3 separate regions of the Homo sapiens genome follow, and regions 1 and 3 are each linked to region 2. Evidence: chromatin loops called from intact Hi-C (ENCODE). Cell type or tissue: heart left ventricle. All regions are shown on one strand. Links, peaks and the distances in the headings refer to the core of each region. The heading gives the core; the rest is flanking DNA.

What was found. Peaks named below come from ENCODE experiments on the same cell type or tissue, not always from the same donor. Only the 100,000 strongest peaks of a DNase experiment are listed, where the experiment ranks them.
Region 1: it touches region 2 in a loop (2.5-fold over the local background); 18 of 110 quality-filtered maps call a loop at or near these places.
Region 3: it touches region 2 in a loop (2.5-fold over the local background); 16 of 110 quality-filtered maps call a loop at or near these places.

What each region holds. Positions count from the first base shown.
Region 1 is chr22:19,511,120-19,521,227 of GRCh38, reverse strand. It overlaps CDC45 (cell division cycle 45), which reads right to left. Exons shown (of 19, transcript NM_003504.5): 14 at 6,341-6,479; 15 at 6,180-6,263; 16 at 4,583-4,701; 17 at 4,335-4,411; 18 at 2,319-2,384; 19 at 620-747. The coding sequence ends at 2,320. Among named protein-coding and RNA genes, the nearest start is that of CLDN5, 8.2 kb to the left of the region's middle. RefSeq lists enhancers at 5,744-6,244, 6,245-6,745. In heart left ventricle, for the core only: no CTCF peak of the experiment used is centred there; no DNase peak of the experiment used is centred there.
Region 2 is chr22:19,617,947-19,628,054 of GRCh38, reverse strand. No RefSeq gene overlaps it. Among named protein-coding and RNA genes, the nearest start is that of LINC00895, 56 kb to the right of the region's middle. RefSeq lists a cis regulatory region at 473-553, enhancers at 6,963-7,724, 9,745-10,108 and a silencer at 8,075-8,369. In heart left ventricle, for the core only: no CTCF peak of the experiment used is centred there; no DNase peak of the experiment used is centred there; H3K27ac peaks cover 1,155 bases.
Region 3 is chr22:19,562,670-19,572,777 of GRCh38, reverse strand. It overlaps LINC00895 (long intergenic non-protein coding RNA 895), which reads left to right and starts at 5,939. Exons shown (of 1, transcript NR_024381.1): 1 at 5,939-6,648. RefSeq lists a silencer at 5,005-5,340. In heart left ventricle, for the core only: no CTCF peak of the experiment used is centred there; DNase peaks (open chromatin) are centred at 5,563 and 6,048; H3K27ac peaks cover 1,554 bases.

The DNA.
Region 1 (10,108 bases), core at 618-8,617, 110 kb after region 2:
AGGAAGCTGCACAGCCTTTGAATTTTCCCAAATGGCCAGGGTAGGCAGCTCAAGGGTCCCGGGAAGCTGTGCAAACCACCAGAGGTGAGGGGAGGGGCCCAGCCTCCAGTCCAGCTCTCACCCTTTTGTGCCCACTGCCCTTTGCCAAGGGCTGCACCAAGACCAGCCCCACCTACCTGTGTGCTCTTTTCCAGGCCACTCTTTCTGAGCTTTTCCCCACTGACTTAAAACCTACCCAAATCACTCCTGCCTTCAAAGACCTGGAAAAGAGTGCTGGATGGTGAGACCCACAGGTGGAGGGATGGCTGAGAGGGTGGACTTGCTATGTGGCTGAGGCCAGGTGGACCAGAGGAAGTGGTAGGTGGACAGAGCCAGGTGCTGGCTGGCACCACCAGGCAGTGGCCGGTGCAGGTGCTATGAGGAGGCGGGGATGCCGAGGGGTCCTGACCTCTGTCCACTGCCACCCGGAGGGCCTGGAGGACAGAGTAAGGAGATCTTGTCCTTGGGGCCAATCCCCATGCTGATTTCCTGCCAGGCACTGAGGGCTCCTGGGGCCCAAGACCCACAGAAGGCTCAGAGCACACTCAAGCACTGGCCTCGAGACCAGAGCCACAATGGGGACGGAGCCTAAAATAAGCATTTTATTTAATAAAAAATGGCTTCTACATCTCAAATCATGTCCATAACTTACAATCTAAATGAAAGCCAGTTACATAAATAAGAAGGTCATTCTGGAAGAATCAAATTCTAGAAAACAAAACAAGAAAAAACAAGTTTCAAACGATGTTGATGTGCCACCGAATTGAAGAAACTGCCCAGGCGTCCCCTCTGGGTAGTGCTGCTGAGTAGCCAGGACTGCTTGTGGGGGTGAGGCCACCCCAGACTCGGAGGCCCCTGCTGTCCTCATAGCACCCCTTGACTGGGCTGAGCTGTCCTACATCAGAGCTCCTGCCCCCTGGCCCGGGCACCTTCTTACCTCACGGACCCCGCCCAGCTGCTCAGCCAGCCCCCTGGCACCCTCCCATGGGGGCTCTCCCTCCATCCCTCGGCACTCTGCTGCTCAGCCCTCCTAGCCCAGGCCACCTGTGCCCCTGCCTCAGTGGAAGGACACACAGCAGCATAACATCACCACCAAGCAGGCTGCAGGGGAGGGGTTTGCCTCTAGCACCCACTCCACTGCCAGAGAGCCCCACCTCTGCCTCCGCCCCACCCTATGCAGTCCTGTGATGCTCACACTCATCGTCTAAGGAGAGAGTGGGCCCCATTTTTGGATGAGGAAACAGGCTAAGCCTGATTAGGTGGCTGGCCCAAGGTCACTGCTGATGACCCTACAGAACTTGCCAAAAACCCCGAGGGTCTGACTCAGAGCCCCGCGCCCAAAATGGGCCCCATGTAGCCCAGGCCACCCTGAGAGGAACTGTGGGGTCCCTGAGGCCCCCTATGCTGTTGTCAGCAGAAACCCCCACTCCAGCCCCAACAGGAGAACAGGTGCTTGCCCCTGGAGGGATGGACAGATGGATGGATGGACGGACGGATGGGAGAGTGGGGAGGACCCCAGGCCTGGCCTGAGGGACCTCCTGCAACAGAGTCTTGGCAGGGCCCATCTGCCACAGCCGCAGCCTCCAGGCTAGGGCTCTGGGAGATGCAGGGCTGGATGTGGCATTCCCTGTGGGGAACCTGGGCTGAGAGATGGTTACAAAGACACAAGGCAGGCCTATTTCCTGGGAACCCTTAAGAAAGAGGTAGCACATGGGGCAGTGGGAGGTGTCCCGGGACAGTGACCTGCCAGTGAATCCCAATGGGGCCCTCAGGACAGCTGTGTGCTGGTGAAGGCCCCAGCAGAACCAGCGCTTTGGAATTCCCAGCTAAGCGGCTGCCAACAGCTTTGCTTTCTCATGAGCCAAGCACACAAAAGCCCGGATGGCTGCTCTGCGGGCTCTTGCCCAGCGCCTGACACGAAGGCTGTGGGACAGGAGGCTCCAGGTGGCCTTCGAGGGCAGCACCAGGGAGTCTGTGTGTGACATGTGTCACACGCGATGCCCAGCCCAAGTGTGGTCAGCAGAGGGTGAATACCAGCTCTTTCTGAAGGGATCGCAGGGGCTTAATGAAATTAGCTGCCTCAAAATGCCCCATTGTGGCCCTGCTGGCAGCCTAAGGACAGATGTGCTTGGGAAAAATGTGTTGGCTCCAATCTCAAGAACCCTGCTTCGGTCTGAAACCCAAGTAGAAGCCTCCGTTGAGGGAGGACAGAGCAGGGCATCAGGGTCGGGCTCTGAGGGGGCTGCTGCAGCCACCCCTGCAGAACCCCTGTAACTCACCCTAGGACAGGAGGGAAATAAGTGCGTCCAGAAACTTGCTCCGATCCTCAGCTTTCAGCTCAATTACTGAAGTAATGAAAGAAAAACAGCCGTGAGAAGGGAGGAGTGGGAACACAAGACAGGGCACAGAACTCCCCTCCGCTGCCTGCCCTCCACTGCATTCCAAAGTGCGCGGCTCCTCCCGGCCTGTGGTATTCTGCACTCAGTGGTTGTGTCTGTCTCACTGTACTTCATCTTCACAACTGCTGTCTGCACTGCTAGAGAGGTCAGGGTTGGGGCCTGCAGGGAGAACTCCCCCCCGGGAAGACAATAGAGGTGACACAGGGAAGGGCCCTACAGACCTGGACAAACACGGGCCTGCCCACCCCAGCTGGCATGAACCCCCGTCCCCAGAGTGGGTTGTGGAAGTCCTTGGGTGGGGCAGGTCACTTTTGGCCGCACTCTGGCCAATTCCTCGGCTTCAGTGTTCTCTTCCGCACAAGGGGACATGGTGCAAACTGCCCATATCTCACAGGGCCCTCAGGCTCAGCTGAGCACCCAGACCCTCACCACAAAGCAAAACCAGGCCCCAGGATGGGGCTGGCCTGGCCCTGGGAGCCATCTATGCTGCCAGCCACAGCCCCGAGAGCCCCAGACCCAGCCCACGCAGGTGGGCACTAGACATGGCCCACTCTGCACCCTCACCCCTGGCTCTCCACCCTCAGGGAAACCAAGCAGTTCCCAGCCCGAGTCCTCCCTGTATACTGAAGGCCAGATATTCTGCAGGCCAGTGGGTGTCCATCCACCTCTCCCACATCACAGGCACAAAAGAGTTAGCAGGGGCTGCTGTGCGGGGTGAACCAATGCCACACAGTGCCACAGCCATGGCTGGGTCTGGCTCAAGGAAGGCAGCTCTGAGATGGCTGACGCCACTTCAACAAAGGCTGGATCTCCCATGACAGTGTCTATCATTGTTGAGGAATCCGTGGTGATGAGGCAAGAAAATATCCTTTCTCAGAGGTGCAGGAAGTACTGAGGGTGTTATGAGCTGAACGGTCTCCCCCACATCTCTATGTTGAAGCCCTTACCCCCAGGACCTTAGAATGTGACTATGGTAATTAAGTTCAAATGTGGTTGTTAGGGTGGGCTCTAATCCAATCTGTCTGGTGTCCTTGGAAGATGAAACGGTTTGGACACAGACACCAAGGAGGTATGCAGAGGAAAGACCACGTGAGGACACAGTGAGAAGGTGGTCATCTGTGTGAGCCAAGGAGAGAGGCCTGAGGAGAAGCCAGCCCTGCCCCACCTTGACCTGGGCCTTCTCGCCTCTAGGACTGGGAGGAGACACGTGGTTGAAGCCACCCTGTCTGTGGCACTTTGTTATGGCAGCTTTAGCAAACTAACCCGGGGTGAAATATCAATACGTCTGTTTTACTTTAAAACCTGTCAACAATAATAAGAACGCCAACACAGCCGAATGTGAACCATGTTCCGTGCTGGTGCTGGGGAAGCAGTGGGCAGGCAGGCCTATCCATTCTGGGCTCATCTGACACACAGGTGGGGCCGGTGTCCCAGCCATCTCACAGGTAGCACCTATCACGACACACACCCCGGCCTGTGGAGAGGTGGCTGGCGCAGCAAGGGTTGGTGTCCTGGGTCATCACGGGCCCTGCTGTTCCCTCACCCCATGAAACAGAAACAACCCAACCCTGACAGGTGAGATCGGGGCACACGGGCCCTGGTGGCCAGTCCCCTAGGCTTGCTGGGAAAGTGATCCTTAGCACTGGCTGTAAGGCCGCTGTAAGGCCACAGCCAGGCCAGTCATTCCCTGGAAAACACTTTTTCCCTCTCAGGGGCCTGAGGTTCACCAGAGCTCCCTGAGCCACCAGGAGTAGCCTGTCCCAGGGCCAGATCTGGAAGGTCAAGAGGGCTGCTGGCCAGGCTCCTCCAGCCATGCCAACTTGCTTGGTTCCAGGGCCTGCAATAGCCTCAAAGGGTCAGGTGGGAAAGTGTGGCAGAGTGGCAGGAGACTCTCACCTGAGAGGTCAAAATGGTTGTGCAGCATCCGGGAGCTGGTGCTTTCCGCTGCCTTCTCAAACGCCCTCCCAAAAAAGCTGCTGACACACAAGACATGTCGGGGGCCAGGCGGCCTGCAATGGACCCTTCCCACCCCCCGCCCCAGGACAGACACTAGAGGCAAATACCACTCTACTCAGCAGGGCTAATAAGCTGATAACCCCAACACCCCCGACCCTCCAGTCCCAGGACGAGTGGAAGCTGCTCACTTCTTCCTGTCCGAGCTGTCGGTCTCTGGGGGGATGCCCACCACGGTCACTGTGCCATGCTCCATGCTCAGGGGGGCAGCCATCACCAGGGGCAGCAGTTTGCAGCGCCGGTTCTTTGTCTATGGAGTCGGAGAGCACCCTCCGTCAGGGTATGGTGGGCCCCAGCTCAACACTCAGAGCCCAGAGCCCAACAGCGCCCAGTCACTCCACTCCCCAAAGCCTCCAGGGACGCTGTCACCAGGAGACGCCTTGGTCCCCACCCAGCCACCCCAAGTTAGATGCCCAAGGCCAGTGTCTAACTCCCAGTCCAGGGAGCTCTCCAAACACCTGCCCTCCCGTACCCACAGCATGGTACTGTGGCTGTGATGCTGTGTCCCCGAGCCTCCTTGTCTACCAGCCTAGCCCCACTGCCCCTTGGCTGTTTGTTGCAAGGAGCCTGCCCTGCTATCCTCTCCCTCACCTCCTTCAGGTCCTGCAGCAGCTGCCACCTTCTCCAGGAGGCCCCAGCCCACCCCGCCTCATCCTGCTCCATCCCCTGGCAGCACATCCCCTCATCTTAACCGCAGCTGCCACTCCTCGTCCCCCCCGCCGGCACGCTCCTTCAGGATAAAGGTTTAGGGTTTCCTTCTCTGCTGTGCCTGCTGCACCCACACCCTACAGCCCAGGTGACCAGTATTCCTGGTGTGTCTAGGACTGAGGGGTGTCCCAGGATGTGCACCAGGATGGGCAGTCACTCCACAACAGGGCCGGGCAGGTGGTGGATGTTCAATACATGTCTGGTAAATGAATGGATCCTGTAAAGTGGGTATGTGTTCACCCATTTCACGGATGAGGAAACTGAGGATCAGGTCAGATCATCTACCTCACGTCACACAACTGGCAAATGAGGAGGCTCATCTTTGAACACAGCCTAGAGGACGTCAAGGCCCATGCTCTGTCCCTAGTTTATCTTTGACATTACCTGGTTGATAGAACACATGTCATCTGTCATCATTTTACTGGTTAGTTCAGCGGCAAAAGAAAAGTTCAACTTCCTGTTAGCACATTTTGTTTGAAATAGCCCCCGGCATAAACTCTCATCCTCGAAGCAGAGGAGGACTTCAATTATTGACATGTCACATCTGGGAGGAGCCCCATGTCGGCTAGGTGAGGACCCCTGCCCTAAAGCCAGCCAAGTTAGGAGTGTGTTCCACGCCAACGCAAAGAGGGGGTTAGGCCACACAGAAGACAAAGCCAGGCACAGGAAATCAGCTTAGTGGACAAGCTGTTGCTGGGAAGCCAGTCGGTGCTACAACCATCCCGCTTTCCCTGACCTGCAACAATAGGACACAAGCCCCAGCCCTGTTCACTCTGCAAGGGCCCCTCCCTACTTGTCTGAGTGACTTAGACAGCCAGTGATGAATCAGAGCTTGAGAGAACTGGAAGGTTCCTAGGGGTCAGCTGAGAAAAAGACAGCTCAGAAAAAGTAATGGATGTGCCTAGACCTTGCAGCTGGTCAACAGCCACAGGCACCCCAAGGCCAGCATCTAACTCCCCATCCAGGGAGCTCTCCAAGCACCTGCCCTCCTGTACCCACAGCACCCGCCTGGCCCCTCACCGAACACACAAAGGACTTGAGCAGGTGTTTGCTGAGCAGGCTTAGGGATGCCGGCCTAGAGAACAGCATGACATCTGGAGTGCCCTGCGGAGGCGAGACAGATGGTCAGACGAAGCCACTGGTGCTGTGACCAGGCGCCTGTGCTCTGTGGGAAGCCTGACCTCCATGAGAGAGCAGTACAGGAAAGGCCCCTGGGAGATGACGAGGTTGGTGCAAAGGCAGCTGGCAATGGTCTGCTGGGTGGCTCGCAGCTGCTTCTTGGCGAGTTCCAGGCCATGGTACAGCTTGTCCAGGTTACTCCTGTAACAGGGCAGACACATGGCTTTGGTGGTGCTTGTCAGGAACTCTTGGTAAAATACCAAAGTCACAAATAGTTTGCTTGGTTCCTGGTTCAGGAAGAGGTTTGGGGGTAAGAATTTATCTTCTTTCCCTCCTGAGTTGTCTTTCACATGAAAGGAAAGAATTTTTTAAAATGTATAAACCCACAGTAATGCAAATGAGAGGTGGAGCGGGTGCAAGTATCAGAAGACAGGAAACTAAAAGCCAACAAAGGGAAGATCCTGAAGGCCCAGGAGGACTCTGACACAGGGGAGGCTTGGGCAAGGGCTGGAGGTTGGACAAGGGATCCCCTCAAACCCAACAGATAGATTTTTACTCTTCCCCACAAAAAGGGAGGCTCCCCTCTGAGTATATGAAATGTACCATCTGTGAATAAGTAGAATCCTCAAGCAAAGCCTCTGGGCCCTACAGTGGGGAGTCCCAAAGTGTCACAGTTGGCTCCTGCCTGCTAAGGTGAAACGATGTCTTATGACCAGTGAGCTGTGCCCAGATACCCATGGCCCAGCCAAGGGTCCACAATCCCGTTCTTGAATATGAAAGACATCAGACCATTTGAGAAATGCCTATGGCCTAAAAAAATAACCCTGAAGAAACAGATAATTTGGAGAACTAAAGAAAGTTAAACTGAACTCTAATTAGTATCTTCAGAGAGATGTGTGCAACTCTTACATTCCTAAACCAAGAACAGGATGCTATGAAAAAGGAAGAGTTAAAAACTAGGAAATGTTGATGGAAATTAAAACAGTTGCAAAAGATAAAACATCCACTCCAAGTCTGGAGTCAAGAAAAACTTCCTCAACATAGATAACAAGACAAAGCTATGGAAAATGTAAGGCAAAAAAATAAGACAGAGCATCGTCATTCCAGGAAGCCTGAAAAGCAAGAATAAAAAACACGGATGTTTTCTGTGGGGGGAATAGTAAAGAAATAGTAAAATAAAGATATTGTCAGATATATAAGAACTCAGAAAGTTTATCTCACATGCGCCCTTTCTTTGAATGTTACTTAAGAACTGTGCTCTAATTTAATGAGGGAGTAAATGAAACAAAGATGAAGATCCCAAGAAACATTGGACTAAACTAAGAGGCACAGCCAAGATTTGGACATCCATGGGGACAGTGGAAAGCAGGTCTAGAGAGCTGTAGGTCCAGGCTGTGGTGGGAAGACAGAACCCCAGACTCTCCAGCAAAAAGGGGCTCACAGAAAAACAGCTGGAAGGAGTTTGGAGGAGAAAAAAATGGATGTGATAAAGGAGGCAATTAAAAACAGCAGGAAAAACAAAGAGCCGTGCCAGATAGTAATCTATTACTACACATGATTGTCTCTGGAATAGTTTATTAGCACAATAAAGTAAAACTATTTGTTTACTTTCAACTTTTAAAATCAACCTGTAACCAAAGATAAGACAATTTATATCTTTTTCTCTAACCCAAGATTGTTATCAGTCTTGAAAACGTAAAAGCACAAATTTCAGAAAGTACTGAGCAGCACTGAAGAGCAAAGTAAGGCTGTTTCTACACCTTGGACATTTGTCCCCTCAAAACCTCATGTTGAAATCTGATCCAAGATCTTCGAGGTGGGGTCTAGTGGGAAGTGTTGGGTCATGGGTGCAGACCCCTCATGAATAGATGAATGCTCTCCCTGGGGCTAGGGGGTGTAAGTGAGTTCTTACTCTATTAGTTCCCGTGACGGTTGTTAAAAAGAGCCTAGTACCTTCCTCCTCTCTCTTCCTTCCTCCATTGCCACATGGTCTCTGCACCCACCAGCTCCCCTTCTGCCATGAGTGGAAGCAGCCTGAGGCCCTCACCAGATGCAGATGCCCAATCTTGAGCATTCCAGCCATCAGAATTATGAGGCAAATAAACCTTTTCTCTTTATAAATTACTCAGCCTCAGGTATTCCTTTATAGCAACACAAAATGGACTAAGAGTGTTTTAAATATCCTTTTCTTACAAAGTAGGGAGACGAGATACTAGTGATGAAAGAAGACATAAATATGTTAAAGTTACAAAGAAGTTAAAAATAGTGGCAAAACTGTACCAACAGGAGGGAAGGTGGACAAGAGTGGGATAAATGCTCCTTTGTCATAGCAGGAAGTTGGTAGACAATGTCTAAAGCCTACCCATCAATGCTGGGATGATGGCAGCAACAGTGGTAAAATAGTTTTTGGATTTTCCCAAATTTCTAGATAAAAGTAGAGCAACTAGATTGCAAAACCAAAAACCTAGGACCCACATTTGCAACAAATTAAGAGAACAAGGGAACACTTCAAACCCCAAAGTGTAAGCAGGTAAAAAGAGACCATGAACAGCCAGACAGGTATACTATCTACATCAGTGCGAGAGAAAGCCAAGAGGTAGTGAGACCTAAGAAGACTTAAAACTCCAGGCAACTGGAGAGCAGCGGCCCAAACTGAGAGTTTTGCCCTATGCAAGAGCAGGTGAGTGCAGTGGGCCAAGGGAAAGTTTAAGGAGCCTCCCTGGAGTGCAAGGAGTCCTGGTAATGAGCAAGGGGTCCTGTTAAACAGCAAGGGAGCCTGGTAAAGTATAAGGGGGCATGGTAAAGAGCAAGGGGCCTTGCTGAAGTGTAAGGAGACTATAGTAAAGAGTAAGGGGCCCAGCCTGACCAACATGTCTCTACAAAAAATACAAAAATTAGCCAGGTGCAGTGGCACATGCCTGTAGTCCCAGCTACCTGGGAGGCAGAGGTTGCAGTGAGTGGAAATCATGCCACTGCATGCCAGCTTAAGTGACAGAGTAAGACCCTGTCTCAAAAAAAAAAAAAAAAAAAACCTCCAGTGAATCATACTCCTAATGTAAGGGCTAAAACTATTAAAGTGTTAGTAGAAAAAATAATGTGAAATCTTCATGACCTTGGGTTAGGCAATGGTTTCTTAGATATGACACCAAAAGCACAAGAAACAAAAGAAAAAGTAGGTAACTTAAATGTCATCAAAATTAACAAATCTTATACTTCACAGGACACTGCCAAAGTGAAAAGTCAGCCTACAGAATGGGAGAAAATACTTGCAAATTACTTATCTGATAAGGGATTTGTATGTAGAATATATAAAAGTTTTAGGCTGGGCACGGTGGTTCATACCTATAATCCCAGTGCTTTGGGAGGCCAAGGCTGGAAGACTGCTTGAGCCCAGGAGTTTGAGACCAGCCTGAGCAACATGGTAAGATCTCATCTCTACTAAAAATTTAAAAATTAGCAGGTGTGGTAGCTCATGCCTGTAATCCCACCTATTCAGGAGGCTGAGGTGGGAGGATGGCTTGAGCCAAGGAGTTTGAGGCTGCAGTGAGCCATGACTGCACCACTGCACTCCAGCTTGAGCAACAGAGTGACACCCTGTCTCAAAAAAAAAAAAAAAAAAAGACAAAGGACTTGAATAGACAATTCTCCTAACAAGATACACAAATGACCAATAAGCACATGAGAAGATGCTCAACACTATTAGTCATCAGTAAAATGCAAATCAAAACCATAACGAGATACCACTTCATACTCACTAGGATGAATGTAATCCAAAAGATGGACAATAACAAGTGTCGGTGAGGATGTGAAGAAATTGAAACCCTCCCTCC
Region 2 (10,108 bases), core at 938-8,937:
AACAGTGTTAATGTACTTAATACCACAGAACTGTACACTTTAAAATGGTTAGAAAGAATGGTAAATTTTGGCCGGGTGCGGTGGCTCACGCCTGTAATCCCAGCACTTTGGGAGGCCGAGGCGGGCGGATCAATAGGTCAGGAGATCAAGACCATTTTGGCTAACACAATGAAACCCCGTCTCTACTAAAAATACAAAAAATTAGCCAGGCGCGGTGGCGGGCGCCTATAGTCCCCTGCTCGGGAGGCTGACGCAGGAGAATGGCGTGAACACGGGAGGCGGAGCTTGCAGTGAGCCGAGAGAACGCCACTGCAGTCCCGCCTGGGCGAAAGAGCGAGACTCCGTCTGAAAAGAAAAGAAAAGAAAAGGAAGAATGGTAAATTTTATGTTATGTAGTTATGTATATTTTACCATGATTTAAAAAAATGACCACGAAAGTTACCCCTTCCAAATGGCAGCACTCCATCAGGAAGGGAGCTTCGAGGCCCAGGGGCTGGCATCAAACCACCCAGCTTGACAAGGGATTCTGCACCCTGGAAGAAGACACACGGCCGGCAGCAATGGTCCCAGGACTGGCGCACGCCATTGGGGAGCATCACGCCCAGGCGCAAGAGGGACAAGGCCTGGTGCCCTGGAGCCTCCTCAGCTCTGACCAGGCTTCCTTCTCCCAGAGACAGGGTGAAGCTGGCCTGGACACGGCCTGGGGTGCCCTCCATGACAGAGCGTTCACATACTTTCACGCTACAGGTTTGCTCCCGCCCCTGCCCCTTCCCCGTCAAAGTTCCTACAGCTGCCATGGGCTCTGCCGCGACCAAACAGAAGACCCAGCCCATAAGCCCATCTTGCCATCTGGCATCCTGCTCCAACACTGGGGCAAGGCAGAGTCTTGGCAAAGTGAAGCAGAAGACAGGCTTGGGGGATGGAGGAAGTAGACCCCATTTGCAGAGCCTGTGCTTTGCAAATGCTTCTCCCTGATGGCAGCTCTGGACTGTCAATCTGTACCTACATCCCTGTCCTAGGGCTTCCCCAAGGTCCCCATGGGTGGCATTCAGGGCACTCAGGAGCTTGGATGGGAGAAAAAGCATCTTTATTTTCACTAAGGTTTAGCATTTTCTCCATCTCTGAATGTAAGCGACACACATCAGCAGTTCTAAGGGGTCCACAGAGCTCATCAGGCTATGCAAGTCTCCATGGTGCCCCAAAAGGTTAAAGACTGCTATGCCTTAGAGCAGCGGTCCCCAGCCTTTTGGCACCAGGGACTGGTTTTGTGGAACACAATTTTTCCACAGACCGAGGGTGGAGTGGTGGTTTTGTGATGATTCAAGTGCATTACATTTTTATTGTGCACTTTACTTCTGTTATTATTATATTCTCATTATGACATCGTTATTACATTGTAATATATAATGAAATAACTATACAATTCACCATAATGTAGCATCAGTGGGAGCCCTGGGCTTGTTTTCCTGCAACTAGATGGTCCCATCTGGGGGCGATGGGAGACAGTGACAGATCAGCAGGCATTCGATTCTCGTGAGCACACAGCCTGGATCCCCCACATGCACAGTTCACAATAGGGTTTGTGCTCCTATGGGAATATAATGCCGCTGCTGATCTGATGGGAGGCAGAGTTCAGGGGGTAATTCAAGCAGTGAGCAGCTGTTACAGATGAAGCTTCATTTGCTTGCCTGCGCCTTACCTCCTACTGTGTGGCCCATTCCTGTGACCCCAGGGGTTGGGGACCCCTGCTCTAGAGCATTTGCAAGGAAACAGGAGGCTTGGAAAGGAGTGATTTTCCTAAACAGTGGGTCAGGAGATCAGCAGTGTGCACGCTCAGGTCAGTAGGATAGCAGACCCCAGGGAGGATGGGGCTGTAAGCCAAGAGGTACTCCAGGGAGGCAAGGTCCATTCCTGCAAATGCACCCCCCACGCAGGCTGTAGGGTCCAGGAGAGGAGGATGTCCAGGTGGTGGGAATGGGAACAAGCATGATCTTTCATCTGTGTTAAATTGATAGCAAGGGTGACTTTGCTCCATGCCAGCCAGGAGCAGGGGTCACCTGGTAGCAATAAGAACCTCCCTCCAAGACTCTTGGCCCTGGCCCAGGTGGCGGGAGGGAAGGCTGGAGGGCCATGAGACTGGTGGGCAGGGAAGAGGCCTGGCCTCCTCTGTGGCCAGGGCTGTTGGGGAAACACCTTCACCTGGGCAGCCTGAGATGATCACGGCAAGAGCTCCAGCTGCTCTCACCCTGGGCAGGGTCCCTGCACACACTGTATCTTTAGAGGTCCCTTCAGGACCCTGGTTTGCTGCCTCACAGTGTCATCAGAGCCAGGGGAGGACAGGAGAAGTGAGCACACCGTTGCTGGGAGGTGCATCCTGCCAAGCCCAGCCCGTGGCTCTGATGCCCACGGGCTCCAGCATGCAGTCCAGAGTGCAGAGGCTGTGTGCAGCAGGGGTGTGACAGGCCCCTGGGTGGGCTGACGGGAGGCCCCACCCACCCATACACACCTGGGGTGCTCGGGGGTGGGGGGTTGCTGGTAGGGTCCTGGCCTGAAGCCTGCGAGGCCTGGATGTCAGGCCAGGCTCTGGGGGTGGGCCGGGGATGCCTCTGGGCACCTGCTGCCGCCTCCATACACTACTGACTGTCTCATGTGGCCTCTGGCCATTGCCCTGCTGTCTCTGTTCCCGGAAAGTGGTCCCAATTCAGATCCCAAGAGAGGGTTCTTGGATCTCGAGGAAGAAAGAATTAGGGGCGAGTCCATAGAGTAAAGTGAAAGCAAGTTTATTAAGAAAGTGAAGGAATAAAGAATGGCTGCTCCATGGTCAGAGCAGCCCTGAGGGATGCTGGTTGCTTTTTTTTTTGTTTTTTGTTTTTTTTTAATTTGAGACGGAGTCTCGCTCTGTTGCCAGGCTGGAGTGCAGTGGCACGATCTCAGCTCACTGCAACCTCCACCTCCCGGGTTCAAGCAATTCCCCTACCTCAGCCTCCGGAGTAGCTGGGACTACAGGTGCGCACCACCATACCCAACTAATTTTTTCTGCATTTTAGTAGAGTTGGGTTTCACCATGTTGGCCAGGATGGTCTTGATCTCCTGACCTTGTGATCCGCCCGCCTCGGCCTCCCAAAGTGGTGGGATTACAGACGTGAGCCACCATGCCCGGCCTCGGTTGCTTATTTTTATGGTTTCTTCTTGATTATATGCTAAACAAGGGGTGGGTTATTCATGCCTCCCTTTTTTAGACCATACAGAGTAACTTCCTGACATTGCCATGGCATTTGTAAATTGTCAAATTGTTGACAGTTTGAGAGTGTAGCAGTGAGAATGACCAGAGGTCATTCTCATCACCATCTTGGTTTTGATGGCTTTTTAGCCTGCTTCTTTACTGCAACCTGTTTTAATCTGCAAGGTCTTTATGACCTGTATCTTGCAGCAACCTCCTATCTCATCCTGTGACTTAGAATGCCTAACCGGAGGGGCCAGGAGTGGTGGCTCACACCTGTAATCCCAGTACTTTCGGAGGCCACGGTGGGTGGATTACCTGAGGCCAGGAGTTCGAGACCAGCCTGGCCAACATGGCGAAACCCCGTCTCTACTAAAAATACAAAACTTAGCCAGGCGTGGTCATGCACACCTGTAGTCCCAGCTACTCAGGAGGCTAAGGTAGGAGAATTGCTTGAACCTGGGTGGTGGTAGTTGCAGTGAGCCAAGATCACGCCATTACACCCCAGCCTGGGAAACCGAGTGAGACTCCGTCTCAAAAAAAAAAAAAAAAAAAAAAAAAAAGACTGTCTGAGAATGCAGCCCAGTAAGTCTCAGCCTTATTTTACCTAGCCCCTATTCAAGATGGAGTTGCTCTGGTTCAAGTGCCTCTGACATCTCTGACATCTCTACTTTATAGGTAAAGACCTTGAGGGCTGTCTAGTGTTCCTAAGCACAAACAGGCTGTGATGAGCCGGATGTGGTGGCGTGTGCCTGTGGTCCCAGCTACTTGGGAGGCTGAGGTGGGCAATCACTTGAGCCCAGGAGGTCAAGGCTGCAGTGACCTGTGATCATGCCACTGCCCTCCAACCTGAGTGACAGAACAAGATCCCCATCTCTTAAAAAAAAAAAAAAAAGGCCGAGTGTGGTGGCTTACGCCTGTAATCCCAGCACTTTGGGAGGCTGAGGCGGGTGGATCATGAGGTTAAGAGTTTGAGACCATCCTGGCCGACATGGTGAAACCCTGTCTCTCCTAAAAATACAAAAATTAGCCGGGCGTGGTGGCAGGCACCTGTCATCCCAGCTGCTCGGGAGGCTGAGGCAGGAGAACCGCTTGAACCCGCCACTACACTCCAGCTTGGCAACAAAGCGAGACTCCATCTCAAAAAAAAAAAAGGCTGCAATGAACTGTATGCGGAAAATATGTGTGTTAGATGAGCTGCGTTCAGGCAAGAGTTATGGTGTTGCTGGTGGTGAATACATTAAAGAAGCAATAATATATATTAAAGTGTCTTTCAACAGAAACAGACACACAACAAGGTTATGTATGGATTAGTGAATGAAATGTTGCAAACAGAAGCTCTCACAAGCTTGTATTTCCCCTGGAGCAATGGTTCTGTACTTTCTGGTTAAAAGGTTTAAGATGAGACAGTTCTGAGCAATGATTCTAAATGTCTGCCACATCTCAGACAAGAAACACTTCTCCCTGGAGCACCAGAAAGCACTTAGGATAAGAGGCAGACCCATGTCTCTTCCCCAGGGACTCCTTTCTCCTCTGGAGTCCCTGGAGCACTATGCACACACAACACGCTGCGCTGCATCCCCTTCTCCCTTCCTCCAGCCTCCAGAACCCCCGAGTCCAAAGCCTTGGCTTCAGTGGTCTGTGCCCCAGCATGCCAGCTGGGCAGAGACATTTTTCCTCTTCTCTAAGAGTTAGGAGACAACGTCATTTTAACAAAAGCAGGACACCTGACTCCTTTAAGAGGGCTCGCTGACGACCATAACTACTGAAAATAAAGGAACGTTTCCATGTGAAAGATGCTACTTCCAGAGGAATTGCACTTGACCCCTGGCAGGTGGGGCTGCCAGAGCTGTCTCGGGAGGTCTGCGGGGGTGGGGGGCGCACACACACACACACACACACACACACACACACACACACACACACGGGTCAGATGGGGAGGAGCATGGGATGGGGCTGTCAGCAGGAAGGGTGTGCAGGGGGCAAAGGCGTGTTGTAGGGTCTGGGCTCCTCATCACTGGAGGGGCCTGGGCAGCCTTGGACGCCACCACTTCTGCTTCTGGGAGGTTACAGAGGGATTCCAATGCTGAGCCCCCAGAAGTGACTCAACCAGGCATCCGTTTCTCCAGTCATCATCCTCTGCTTTGGAATTAAACTCTCCCAGGCCTTAGTAAGCAAGAAGACAGCCCTGCAGGTGAACTTGAGGGTGAAGGGCAGGGAGGGTGGAGGGGTTGGTCCTGCCCCCTCCAGGTCCTTGAAGGCTCCAGCTGGAAGCTGCTGGGGCAGGGCCGACTCTCCTGGGAATGGGACCCCACCCCACCAGGTCCAGCCCTTCACTCCTTTTCCTTGCCTAAACTTTTTAACGCCTCTGCCTGGACTTCTCTCGGCCCGAAGATTCCCATCCAGTTCACTGCTATTGTGCGCTGAAAAGCATTTCAGTTCCCTATATGACGCTTTGCTACCCCAACCCTGACTTAGCAGCGCCGTAAGCCACTTCGTAATGTCACTTCTGCCTCTGGTTTCCCTGTTTCTGTTATGGGACCCAGCTGCCTCATAAATGCTTCGCCTGTGATCAGACACAGTTGGGGCTGCCAAGGGCTCTCACCCCAGCAGGGCCTCACCAAACCCTGCAGAGAGGACCCCAGGCATCCAAGAAGAGGCTGGGAAATGCCGAGTGCCACCACCCTGCCGACACCCCACGCTGGCTTCAGGGCTGCTCGGTGTGATTGGTGACACGGAAGGGTGGTCATGCAGCCACACACATCCCCATGGGAATCCGCGGCAGAGGAGGGCAGGCGGGGCACGGGTACATGAAACAGCAGCCTTGACCTTGACTGAGATCGTGGTGATTAAAAGGGCAATTGAAACAATGGGGGGAAAGCCAGAACCAGGGGTGCGAGAATAATCTATCAGGACTCTTACCAGAGCCTTCCTGAAGGGAAAAAGAAATCCAGTAAAAACAAACTCTCCTTCATGGTGGCAACAATGAAACAATCTCGCTTCTCTTGCTCTCAATTTTATTGGCCTCCAAAGTTTCTGTGTTTCTAAAGATTAGCCTTCCCTTGGGAAGTTAGTGGGGGGAAAATAAGCAAATATTAGTTTCCCTCTCGAGAAGTCATTCTTTCGAGCCAGTTTCCCCAGGAGCTCTACAGGGCACAGCTTGTGAAACCTCATTCCAGGCCTTCTCAACTCAAGTGGGGGGAAAGGATTAACAAATATCTTTGAATTCCAGCAAGACAAAACAGGAATGGCCTCAAGCCGGGCTTCCTCCTGCAGCCTCTCCAAGGCTCCTTCTGCCTGGCCCAGAGTCACGGAGGAAGAGCGCCCGTCTTCACGGGCTGCCCTGGCGCTGCATCAGATCCGCCAGGTGGGCCGGGGACAAATCCTGATTTTCACTTCTGATTAGTAATTGTGTGCGAGAGATGTTCCCAGCTAAAATAATATACAATAACTTCCCTAGAGAAAATATACACAGTCAATTTTTGGAATCACTTAACACAACCCTTCACCAAGTGAATGTACAATTGGAACAACATAACACGTTTCCCATGTGGAAGAGAAGGGCTGGTACACGTTGACGTCATCGTGGGAGAGACAAATGTGCCGGTTTTATTAACCCCAGGCCACACGTAGGTGAGCAGTGGGCCATTGTTATGCAACCATTCAGTATTATTTTTCCATAAATCAAGGTAACGCCTAATGAAGTCCGAGTCTTTAAATCAAGCAGCCTTTTCCTATTTGGAACATAAAGTTGGGCTGTTGCCAGGAGCTCCGGGAAGCAGAGGGCCACAAGTAGCGTTTCAATAAGGAACGTAAGTGCCCATTCACCGGCACCGGATGCAGGCTGGTGGGTCAAGCCCACTCGCCAATATTGTCAAGTCAGTCTTAGGGGAGCTTCGCATTAGCACTGACAGTGATGGACTGCAGCTGGGGCTCAAGAGCAGCCCATGCGCTTCTGCTGGGAGAGGGACGTGGGGAACAGGCAGCTGTTTTGGCCTCCCGGGGCTGCCATCACAAAGTGCCACTGGCTGGTGGCCTCACCGCAGACCTTTATTGTCTTATATTCTGCGGGCCGGAAGTCTGGGATCAAGGCGTGGGCAGGGTTATGTCTTCCGGGGACCTTCTCCCGGGCTTGTCGATGGCCGTCTTCTCGCCATGCCCTCAGAGGGTCATCCCTCTGGGCATACCTGTGTCCTAATCTCCTCTCCTTTTTCTTTCTTTATTTAGTTTTAGAGACAGGATCTTGCTGTGTTGCCCAGATTGGAGTGCAGTGGCACAATCATGGCTCACCGAAGCCCCACATTCCTAGTGCTCAAGCGATCCTCTTGCCTCAGCCTCCCAGGCTCCCAAGTAGCTGGGACTACGGGTGCACCTCACCATGCCTGGCTAATTTTTAAAATTTTTTGTAGAGATGGGGGTCTCACCATGTTGCTCAGGCTGGTCTCGAACATCTGGGCTTGAGCAATCCTCCTGCTTTGGCCTCCCAAACTGTTGGGAGCCACCTTGCTAGGCCCTAGTCTCCTTTTCTTATAGGACACCAGTCATACAAGAGTAGGGCCCACCCTCATGACCTCATTTTGAATGAATTACCTGTTTAAAGACCCTCTCTCAGCCAGGTGCAGTGGCTCAGGCCTGTAATCCCAACACTTTGGGAGGCCGAGGCAGGTAGATCACTTGAGGTCAGGAGTTCAAGACCAGCCTGGTGAAATCCCGTCTCTACTAAAAATACAAAAAATTAGCCAGGCGTGGTGGTGCGCACCTGTAGTCCCAGCTACTTAGGAGGCTGAGGCACAAGAATCTCTTGAACCCAGGTGGCAGAGGTTGCAGTGAGCTAAGATTGCACCACTGCACTCCAGCCTGGTCAACAGAGCAAGACTCCGTCTCAAAAAAGAAAGAAAGAAAAAGATCTATCCAAATACAGCCATATGGGGTTGGGACTGGGTGGTTAGGAGTTCAACATAGGAACTTGGGAGGGAGGCCATAAATCAGCCTATAACAGGGGAAGCACAGAAAAATCTTGGCATCATTTTGCTGTTGTAAAAGAAAATGGAAAGGAAGGAAGGAATAGATATTGGGTGATTCCCGGCTGTTTTCCCGCCATGACTCAGCTGGTGCAGCATCTCCATCAGGCCAGCCCAGGCACTCCAGCATGGCCTGACCCTTGGACGGACAGGTGTGAGGGTGTGAGGGATGGAGGTCTGCATCCAAGACACCCCCAGAGACCCCTGAGGTGAGTGTGTGTGCAAATGAGCTGGCCAAGGGGCTGGATTTGCATTCTTGATGTTTTCTGCAGAGACAGAGCAGGTGGAGGAAGTGGGAGGCAGCTGGTGGGGAAAAGCCAACAAGCTTAGCTTCATTTTCAGTTCTCTGCAGCGGGGCAGCTGCTTATCTGCTGGAGGCTCAGATCCTCCATCTCTAAGGTAATGATACCCTCATCTCACATGTCCTCGAGAGGATTAACTAACTACAGCATCGTCTGCCAGGAAAGCCCAACACAGAGCCTGCCTGGTCCACAGCGCCTGGGAGCTGTCATTGTCTGCCCTCTTCCCAGCATCCCAGACTCATGCTTTCATCCAGGGCTCTGGGTACAGGGAGAGGAGGTATGGGTGGCTGGAGTCAGAGACCTAGGCACAGCTTCCTGGTCACAGTGGATTTGCACTGGAAACAAGAATGTTCTGTACTCACTGCCTTTGCAGAGTTCACATCTCAACTATGAATGACAGTGACTGAAAAGGGGCTTGATCCAGCCCCGACATCTTCTGGGTGCACATTCCCCAACTTTCTTCCCACCACGGGGAGGAAGGAGTGGGAACCAAAGGCAAATAAGTATTAGAACAATGGCAATTCAATGTCTTTGAAGACTCGAAGTAGTTGGGTGACGGAGTCACAGCATACACAATTGTGCTGGGGCCCTGTGATGTCCTGGAGTGTGCTATGATTCACATCACCCTCTTCACGATCTAGAGATGGGCCACAGGGACATTACCACGCACCTCGCAGCCCAGAGGTCACTTTCAGGTACCACCAGGTGCCATCTGGAATGGGGATAAACATTTGGGGCCATCAGTTGGTTCAGGAGGCTGTGAGGTCACATGGAACAGACAGCATCGGAAACCCCCAACCTGGATTCTGGGAGGCAGTGTGGCTGACAGCTCTGCAGGGACATGCCGCTTGACCATGAGTGGCTTTTTCATACTTTCTATATTTCAATGTTAGAGAGAAGAAAAAGCACTATTTAGCTGGGAACAATGGCTCACACCTGTCATCCCAGCACTTTGGGAGGCTGAGGCAGGAGGATCAGCTGAGCCTAGGAGGTCAAAGCTGCAGTGAGCTAGGATTGAAACTCTGCACCCCAGCCTGAGTGACTGAAAGTGAGACCCTGTCTATTAAGAAAAGAAAAGAAAAAAAGGCTGGGCATGGTGGCTCATGCCTGTAATCCCAGCACTTTGGGAGGCTGAGGTGGGTGGATCACCTGAGGTCAGGAGTTCAAGACCATCCTGCCCAACATGGTGAAACCCCATCTCTACTAAAAATACAAAAATTAGCTGGGCGTGGTGGTGCATGCCTGTAATCCCAGCTACTCAGGAGGCTGAGGCAGGAGAATCGCTTGAACCCAGGAGGCGGAGGATGCAGTGAGCCAGGATCGTGCCACTGCACTCCAGCCTGGGTGACAGAGCGAGACTCCATCTCAAAAAGAAAAATAAAAAAGAAAGAGAAAGAAAGAAAATATGATTTATCTGCCCTGTCACCAAGAAAAAAAAAGAAAGAGAGAGAGAAAGAAAGAAAGAAAGAAAGAAAGAAGGAAAGAAAATACGATTTATCTGCCCTGCCATCAATTTGTCACTTTGAGAAAGAAAACAAGAAAAGGTTCTTGCCACAACAGACATA
Region 3 (10,108 bases), core at 1,001-9,000, 55 kb after region 2:
AGGTTGCAGTAAGCCTATATCATACCACTGCACTCCAGCCTGGCGACAGAGTGAGACTCCATCTAAAAAAAAAATCAAAAAACAAAATAAAACCTCTTATTTTGAAAATGTTCAAATATACACAGAAGTATAGAGAGAAGAGTAGAATGGATGCCCATGTGCCCAGCATCCAGCCTCAGGAACTACCAGCCTCCTGCTGTTTTATTTTCTCTATCCATCCTTCACATCTTTTTTTTTTCTCGTTTTACTCACAAATACTTAAGTATGTAAGTAGATACACTTCACCCACATAATAGAGAATACTCTATACATGTATTCATGGGTCAAAGGGGTCCCTGAGATACACACAATTCATACTCATCCCTCTGAACACTGCAAGCGTCGTGTGGAGCCATTTGCTTTCCCACACACTCGCTTTCTGCCGCAGCAAGGCTGGACCCTGCTGGAGTGGTGATGTGCAGGAACTGCCTCATAGCTCAGGTGGTAAAGTTATTTGGCTGGGAACTGAGTCTCTCCCCACATGCTGTCACACCCTTCCCGGCCCTGACAAACACAAAGAGATGCATCCCATTGAGTCACCCACTTGGCTGAACCGTGTACCTGGTAACCTCCTTGGGAGGTTCTTTGGAGGGTATTTTTCTCCTCTACACAAAGCATGCCTGCGAAGTAAGCTGAGAATGACAAAAACAGGAAAGCCCAATCTTGCAGAGACAGAGGGGCCAAGGCCTGCATGATAATGCGGCCCAAATTCATAGCTCAGACCCAAAAGAAAACAAATGTTCCATTCTTTCTGTGTCCACCTCTAAACTAAGCAATACAGTGAGGGCAGTAAATTGCAATTACAAGTAAGAACTTTAGCAGTTGCTGATCATAAAATGAAAAGGGACAAATATGTTTATCCTTAACAGGGTCACAAATAATTCCACAGCTGTTAATTTTGGCAGCCACGACTCTGCAGGCAGTATGGGCTCATGGTATACTATCTTCATTGTCACCTCGGACAAAGATCCTGTTGGCCAAAGGCACACAGGCATCTTCAGGAAAACTAGATTTAAATGGTAAGATTAAAAAACACAGTCATTATTTAAAAGCACAAGAAAGGTTTCTTTTTTAAAGTTCACTAACAAATCCAGAGAGTGATGAAAGCCAATGCTTTATCCACTTATCAACACAGATCACATGACTGCTTTCAGATGACTCACTTGGCCAGATTTACTGACCAGGACCCTGCACAAAATACTACAGAGAAGACCAACGTTGACAGAGGATGTCTATGTCCTGTGTTCTGCCCACATGAAACCAGCTACCTCCAACCCTCCCTGTCCCTCCTCCAAGGGGTGTGTCTCCGAGTCCCCCGAATCAGTCACCTGTGCTCCATCTCCACCACCATCAGACCTGAGACTCTCAAAGGTCAGAGACGGGCAAGCAGCAGCCACTCAGTGAGAGAGGGAAAGGGATGGCAGGCAGGCCCCAGCCTCAGACTAAGCCAGCATTGGAGAAACTCAAAGGTGTTCAGGTTACTGTCACTTATTTTTCAGAAAAACAAAATAGGATTTAGAAAAGCTATCATCTGTGCACATACCAAATCATTCTTCATGAGCAGAGTTTTCACCCCAATCACCACCCTGACTGTGCCCTCCTCTGCTCGCTGTGAGATGCCATCTCAAACAGCTCCCAAATGGCCCTTCCTAGGACAAACACAAGCCTCAGCTCAGACAAACAGGGCTGCACAATGTGCGTGTTCCCTCAACTTCTCCAGCAAATGCTCACTTCAGTTAAATTGAGGAGAAAAGCTGCTCCTAACTGAGCAGCAAGAAGGGAAAGATAAGGCGTGCAAAAACAGTATCACATCTGAAAAGTTACCCTCCACCTTACCCCAGCCTTACCCTAACTTTACCTCACCTTACTCCAACTGTAGGCCACCCTACCCCAACCTTACCCCACTTTACCCCAACCTTGTTCTATCTTATCCCAGCATTATCCCACCTTACCCCACTTTACCCCAACCTTGCTCTATCTTATCCCAGCCTTACCCCACCTTACCCCATCCTTACTCCAACTTTACCCCAACCTTTCTCTATCTTATCCCAGCCTTACCCCACATTACCCCACTTTACCCCAACCTTGCTCTATCTTATCCCAGCCTTACCCCACCTTACCCCATCCTTACTCCAACTTTACCCCAACCTTACTCCAACCTTACCCCAAGCTTACCCCACTTTACCCCAACCTTGCTCTATCTTATCCCAGCCTTACCCCACCTTACCCCATCCTTACTCCAACTTTACCCCAACCTTTCTCTATCTTATCCCAGCCTTACCCCACATTACCCCACTTTACCCCAACCTTGCTCTATCTTATCCCAGCCTTACCCCACCTTACCCCATCCTTACTCCAACTTTACCCCAACCTTACTCCAACCTTACCCCAAGCTTACCCCCACTTTACCCCAAGCTTACTCCAACCTTACCCCCTTACTCATCTTACTCCAACCTTACCCCAACTTTGCCAAACCTTACTTCATCTTAGCCCACCTTACCCCAACCTTACTCCGCCTTACCTCAACCTTATCCCACCTTACCCTAACCTTATTTTACCTTACCCCAACTTTAGCCACCGTATACCAACCTTACTCCACCCTTAACCTCATCCTTACTCCATCCTACTCCACCTTGCTCCAACCTTACTTTCAGTAAAATGGCAATGATAATCATATCTAACTCATGGGGATGTTGTGAAAATCAAATGAGAAAATACATATGAAGCACTCAATAAATATTAACTATTTTAATTAGCCTTTGAAGATTTTAAATTTGGTGAAAATTTATAAACAAAAACTCCATGTTTATTTGTAAATTAAATCAGAGTAAACCGTTATTGTTACTTCACTTAAAACATTAATTTGCTATTTATTTATTAAGATGGAGTCTCGCTCTGTGACCTAGGCTGGAGTGCAGTGGCACGATCTCAACTCGATGTAGCTTCCGCTTCAGTAGCTGGGACTACTGGCGTGTGCCACCACACCTGGCTAATTTTTTTGTGTTTTTAGTAGAGACAGGGTTTCATATATTGGCCAGGCTAGTCTCAAACTCCTGACCTCAAGTGATCCGCCTACCTCGGCCTCCCAAAGTGCTGGGATTACAGGCATGAGCCACTGTGTGGGCTTAATTTGCTATTCACATGGATCTGGCTGGAGCAATTAAACACCTCTGAGATGAAGCTCAGATAGCCAAGGAAAAGGCAGAGTCCTTCTGGCCACAGTGTAGTCTCTGGCAAGAAGCTAATTCCACCAGGCCTTCATCTTCTCAACCATAAACAAGGGGTGTGGTTGTTTATGGTTGAGAACAAAGTGAATGTTGTCAAAGGGGTGTGTATTCTGAAGAGTAGTTATAAGGCATACCAACAACCGCTGTTCTTCTCTTGTGCAGCTAGTGAGTGCAGAATATATGCCCCTTTGATAACACTCATTTTGTGCTGAGAGCACCACTCAGCAGAGGAGGAGGCTCCAGGCTCCAGGCAGAGCTGTACAGCGGTATGAGGAGGCCAGTTCCAGCCCTGGGTCCTCCCATGAGACCCTGGGATCTTGGATGCACCTGGCTGAACACTTACCACCAGCTCCCTCTATCCACACAAACACTGACACACAGGAAATCCCCAGATGTTATGACACCAGTGCAAGAGCTTAGAGGGCCTATTCTCGAACTGCCACTTAATGATGGTTTGGCCAAACAGGATACATGCCAGCCCCTGGCTCCTGCCAGCCAGCACAAGGTGACCCTGCAGCCTACTCTTGCCTTGCAACTGGAAAAGTCTCTCTCTCTCTCTCTCTGCTCATCTCCCTCTTTTCTGGGAGTGTTAATATGGATGATAGTCAAATCTGTTCTAATTGGGCCCTTGATTTTTAGCTCAACCCATATTTCCTGTGTATTTTCTGCTGAGGCCATCCAGCTGAATCCCTGGCACCCAGAACACCAACAGATACTCAGTAAATACTCGTTGAGTGAATCACTCCAACATTATGAGGTAGGTCTTGTCATCCACATTCTGCAATATGAGGCAAATCGCCAAGGCTAAGTGAACTGGTCAAGATGACTTGGCTAGTAAATTGCCATTAGGTACCTCCATGGAGATGCTCCCCAGGCCTCATGCACCTGGTGTGCAGCACTGACCTCACCTCAGCCCTCCCTCCTCATCCTGCACTTCCCCACCCCACCATCCCCCAGCCCACTCTCCTTCCTGAACTCCCTGTGTCAGCTCCAGCTTCCACTCTCTTTCACCAGCACTTCCTACAGCCACCTCTCGCTCCTAGCTTCTCGCCTTTACAACCGTTCTCCACGAGGCACCAGGGCAAGCTGCCCTAAACCCAAATCTGACCAGGCCCTTCTCTGCCTAAGGCTCTGCAATGGCTCCCCACCCTCTAGAGAATAAAAGTCAAGCTCCGGTTTTACACTCCAGCATCTGCTTCTAGTTCTCCAAACACATCACAAACTCCCTGGCCTTCCTGCTTGCGTTCCTACTGTACCTAGGGGACCCATCTCACACTGCCTGTGAACTCCCATTTCTGCCAAGCTCAGGTCCCACTTCTCTAGGAAGCCCCCCTGCCCTCACCCCTAGGTCCAGGTCAGGCAGGGACAGCTGTAATCCTCAACATCACAGGGTATAGATACAATTACCTAGTTATGTGTCCACCTGCCCTATTCAAGTAGAAGCACCTGAGGGCAGAGACTAGGTCTTTTTTGATCTTTGGATGCTGAGTGCCTGGCACAAGGTCTGCACTTGGTGGACACTTCAGTGTCTTAATGATTCAATTCACCCAGTTTTCCAAACCTAGGCATCATCTTAGTTTCTGCTCTAATCGGGAGCCTGTCAATTACTCTGCCCAAAATCTCTCTGGAATCCTTCTTTCTCCCTCCCCACTGCACTCCTGAGCTCAGGCCCTCATTATTCCCTGGACTGAGACTAACTTCCTTCCTCCGAAATCCCCTTTGTATAATTACAATTCCTGTCTGGTTCCTGTAAGTCACTTTACTGAAACACACATCTTATGTAAATTCCACGCCTAAAGACCCTCTGCAGCGTTTCAGGACCTGCAGATGAAGGGGGCTTTCAAGACACTCCCCATGCCTTTCCCACCTCCCGCTCCAAGCCCACCTCTTGCCTCCCTACGAGCCCAACACCGCTCTAGCGATCATTCCCAGAACTCTCTAGACACATCTATGCCCTATGCAGGCTTTCAGGCACCTGCTGTGCCAGGATGCTCCTAGGGCCATCTCTCGTCTCGGCCATCTCCCGTCTTATCCTTCAAGTTCTGGTTCAGAGGTCATCTACTTGACGAAACCTGAGCTGCCCCCTCCTCCCACTCAGAACTCATCCCCTGCCTCTCCTCTCTGACCCCAGGCACTTTCACCGCCACTCCTTACACCACAAGGTCCCTGCCCCACCTTCCTGGCACCAGGCTGCAGCACCCAACGCAAGCGCGTGCAACCAGTCATTAAGCGGCCGCCCCGTTTCCTTCCATTTAACCTTGCTGCGTCGAACATATCGTGCACCCTCTTCATCTCAACAATGGGAAGAAAGAGTTCCAGGGCTATGACGTGCCTGGCCCAAAGCCACGCTGTGGGGCAGAGCTGGGACCTAGGCCTTCTAATTGGAAATCTTATTTATGCGCAGCACTGAATGCGCGGGTCGGCAGTGAGGACCCCAGGGGTCCGGGGTTGAGGGGGCCGTGCCAGCTGCTTCCGCACCATGGCCACCCTGCTCATGAGGACTCAAGTCCGTGCATTTGCTGAAATTTGGTCTCCTTCCACTCTCGGTTGACTAGAACCATTCTCTCCTTCCCGCAGCTGATACGAGAACTTGGGGGGCAGTTGCTGTCTAGTGATCCCCACGTCGGAGCGGAAGCCCGCGGCGCCACACACGCACCACGCACGCCTCGCACATGCGCAGCCCTCGCTCTCGCACGCAACTCGTGGCCACCTAGCCTAGAGGCGGCTGCCAAGCGTCCTGGCTGAGGGATGGCGGGACCCCAGGCGGCTGGAGTGGAGAAAGTTGACCGCCCCCGTCTTTTCTGCCCCGTGGGTGGCTACTGCGTGCCCCCAAGTAACCCAGAGGTTGAGGGCCCCCCAGTGCGCGGCGGCCGGGGGTCAGGATGCGGGACTCCCCTCCACCGCCATGATCTCGCAGTGTGGGGGAGCGCTCGGGGACAGAAATGAGGCCCGAGATGTGTGCCTTCTCCTTGCTCCTGACCGCTGACTTCGTTATTCCAAATACGCAGCCGAAACCATCGCTCTTGCAGGTGCAGCTTTTCTCTGCCTCTCCTATGTGGAAAGCAGCGCAGCGTGGACTCCAGCCAAACTCCCTCGATTGGATTGCAGCTCTCTGGCTCTCTGTCCCTGTGACCTTGGGCAGTTTACCTCCTCTATGTCTCAGTTTCCTCAGCTGTGCAAAGGGGTTACTGATCCTGCTTAATGGGGTGGGTTGTTGTGAAGAGGAAATGAGTTAACATAAGTAGAGAAAGAGACTGGTGCCTGGCAAGCACTATGTGAGTGTTTTGATGTTATTATTGCTGTTTTTATTAGAGCTGTGTGTAACGGGACGTTTAATGAGCCTTTTCCTGTTACCCTGGAATTAGTGAGTCAGGGCACAAAGGTGAGTACCCAGAGGCATTCAGTATCCCACACTGTAAAGGCAGCACAACATGGCAGCACCCAGAGCTTATTGTTAGAGGGCTGAAGAGCCAGCCCTGCCATTCTGAACCACCACCACCCTACCCTCAGGCTTACATAACTGGACAACGGGGGAGGGATGGGGCGGGAGGAAGGGTAAGAGTTTCCCTAAGCAGCTTCCTGGGTGCAGAAATAGGGAGGGTGCGGTGCTATTACTAAAGCCAACAGGGTGTAGCTCAAAGAGAGTTACCATAATGACTTCAGATGCCTAAAAAAGAGAGGCTGGCATCTTCCCTGATTGGATGTCTGCTTGGACAGTGTGAGCTTGCTAGACTGCCTTTATACCTGGCTTTGAAGAAATCTAGAAAACTCAGAGACCTCTGGGCAAGGGTCTTCAGGGGGCTTCCCTGTCATTGCTTGTGCTGTCCAATGCCAGACCACATCCACTAGGCAAGAGGCTGTGGAGCAAACAGCAATAGGGAGTAACACTGATGGCAAAGCTAGTTGGAGTTGGGAGTGAAGGAGGTTGAGCTAGAGCTCGTTTCCCATATCAGAACACTCTATACTGAAGATACCCTGCAGAGCCTTTGGAAAAACTTACATGAACTCCCCATGAAAGAAGGTCAGTGGGGCTGGGCGCGGTGGCTCATGCCTGTAATCCCAACACTTCAGGAGGCCAAGGCGGGCAGATTACGAGGTCAGGAGTTCGAGACCAGCCTGACCAACATGGTAGAACCCCGTCTCTACTAAAAATACAAAAATTAGCCAGGCGTGGTGGCACTTGCCTGTAATCCCATCTACTCAGGAGGCTGAGGCAGGAGAATTGCTTGAACCCAGGAGGCAGAGGTTGCAGTGAGCCGAGATCACACCACTGCACTCCAGCCTGGGTGACAGAGCGAGACTCCGTCTCAAAAAAAAAAAAAAAAAAAAAAAAGGTTAGTGTACAGACTGGCCTCACAGAGATCAAAAACAGCTAGTTGGAGAACTTAAGTTACCTGATTTTAACACTTTAGGGAGGGATTAGATCATGAGGACTCCAACTTCATGAATAGATTAGTGCCCTTATAAAAGGGCCCAAAGGAACCAGCTAGCCCTTTTATGCCTTTCCATCTCTTTCACCGTGAGTACACAGTGTTCATTTCCTCAAGAGGACACAACAAGGCACCATCTTGGAAGCAGAGAGCGAGCCATCACTGGACACCAAACCTGCAGGTGCCTTGATCTTGGACTTCCCAGCCTCTATAACTGTAAGTGATGAATTTGCTGTTTACAAATTATCCAGTTTCAGGTATTTTGTTATAGCAGCACAAACAGACTAAGACACATAATTTTAAAAATTGATTAATCATACTGCATCAAATTTTAAACTTTGACCACTTCAAAAGACACTATTAGACCAGTGGTTGGTTGCCAGGGGTTGCATTTGAGGGGAGGGGATTGACTAGAAGAGGGTATAGGGAAATTTTGGGAGGGTGATGGGAAAATTCTATATCTTGATTGTAGTGGTAGAATTCGCAGAACTCTGCCTAAAAAGGGTGAGTGTTATTAAATGTAAATTATACTTCAATAAACCCAGAGAAAATTAATTTTTAATAAGACCTCATTTAGACAATGAAAGACAAGCTACAGACTAGGAGAATATCTAAACACATATCTCATAAAGTATTTCTACTCAGAATACATAAAGAACTCATTTGGCTCTATAAGAAAATTGCAAACAGGCTGAATGCAGTATCTTAGCATTTTGGGAGGCCGAGGTGGGCAGATCGCTTGAGCCCAGGAGTTTGAGACCAGCTTGGGTAACATGGCAAAACCCCATCTCTACAAAAAAAAAAACAAGTTAGCCAGGTGTGGTGGTGCATGCCTGTAGTCCCAGCTGCTCAGGAGGCTGAAGTGGGAGAGTCGCCTGAGTCCAGGAGGTAAAGGTTGCAGTGAGCTGTGATTGCACCACTGCACTCCAGCTGAGTGACAAAGTGAGACCCTGTCTCAGTAGATAGATAGATAGATAGACAGATAGGTAGATTGATTGATTGATTTACAAACAAAATAATATTTCACCAAAGAAGAAATACAATACAGATGACACATAAGTACCTGAAGGATGCTTGGCCATCATCTGTTGTTAGAGAAACACAAAACCACCAGTGAGACATCACTAAACCAGTACATGTCCACTTGAATGACCCAAATTAAAAAGACTAACAGTAGCAAGTGTTGATGAAGATGTGGAGCAACTAGAATTCTCACATATAGCAGGTAGGAATGAATGCAAAATGATTAGGCCAATTTGGAAAACATTTTGGTAATTTCTCATGAAGTTGTAACCGCTTAACCATTCAGCTCAGCAATCCTACTGCTAGGTACTTAGCCCAGAGACATAGAAACATGTCACCACAAGACTTACCTATAGCAAAATGTTCATAGAAGCATTATGAATAATAGTCAAAAAGTGGAGGCCGGGCACAGTGGCTCATGCCTGTAATCCCAGCACTTTGGGAGGCCAAGGCGGGCAGATCACCTGAGGTCAGGAGTTCGAGACCAGCCTGACCAACATGGTGAAACCCGTCTCTACTAAAAATACAAAAATTAGCCGGGCATGGTGGTGCATGCCTGTAATCCAAGATACTCAGGAGGCTGAGGCAAGAGAATCGCTTGAACCGAGGAGACAGAGGTTGCAGTGAGCCAAGATTGCACCACTGTACTCCAGCCTGGGTGACAGAGCGAGACTCCGTCTCAAACAAACAAACAAAAAGTGGAACAGGTAGATCCATACAGTGGAATAACACTTGGCAGAATAAAGGAACAGACTGCTGCTGCACACAGCAAGAAGGAGTCTCACATTTGTCAGGCTCAGCAGGAGAAGCCAGACACCAAGGGCTGCATACTGTGAAATTCTAGAAAGGCAACACTGTGGTGAGAGAAAGCAGATGAGTACTTAGGGGCTAGGTGTTGGGGGAAAGGATTGACTGCATGGAGCACAAAGTGGGCTCGGCAGTGAAAATATTTTGTATCATAATTGTGGTAGTTATTTGTCAAAAATTGAATTGTGTGCTTAAAATTGGTGAACTTTGTTGTAAGTAAAGTATACCTCAATTTAAAAAAAAATTAAATTAGTGTTAGCCTGAGAAAAATACGGCCAGTGTACCCTGTACGTGGAAAGACTTTTGCCGTTTTCCCTAATTCATTCTCCATGACCTGACATCAGAGAAGGGAGACCCTAAGGAGAGTGGTGGGAATTCAGAGGCAGCACATCCCACCTGTTCTCTTAAAGAGTCCTAAGCCATAAACCCACATGGTGATGGGAGTGGGCAAAGGCTTACCCTGTATTTGAGATTGAACTAGCTGGACTTTGAATAACTGCTTGGGAACTTACGGGATCTGCCCAAAGTATTGTTAAGGGAAATATGGGAAATTTGACAGAGATTCATTGAAGGTAGCAATTA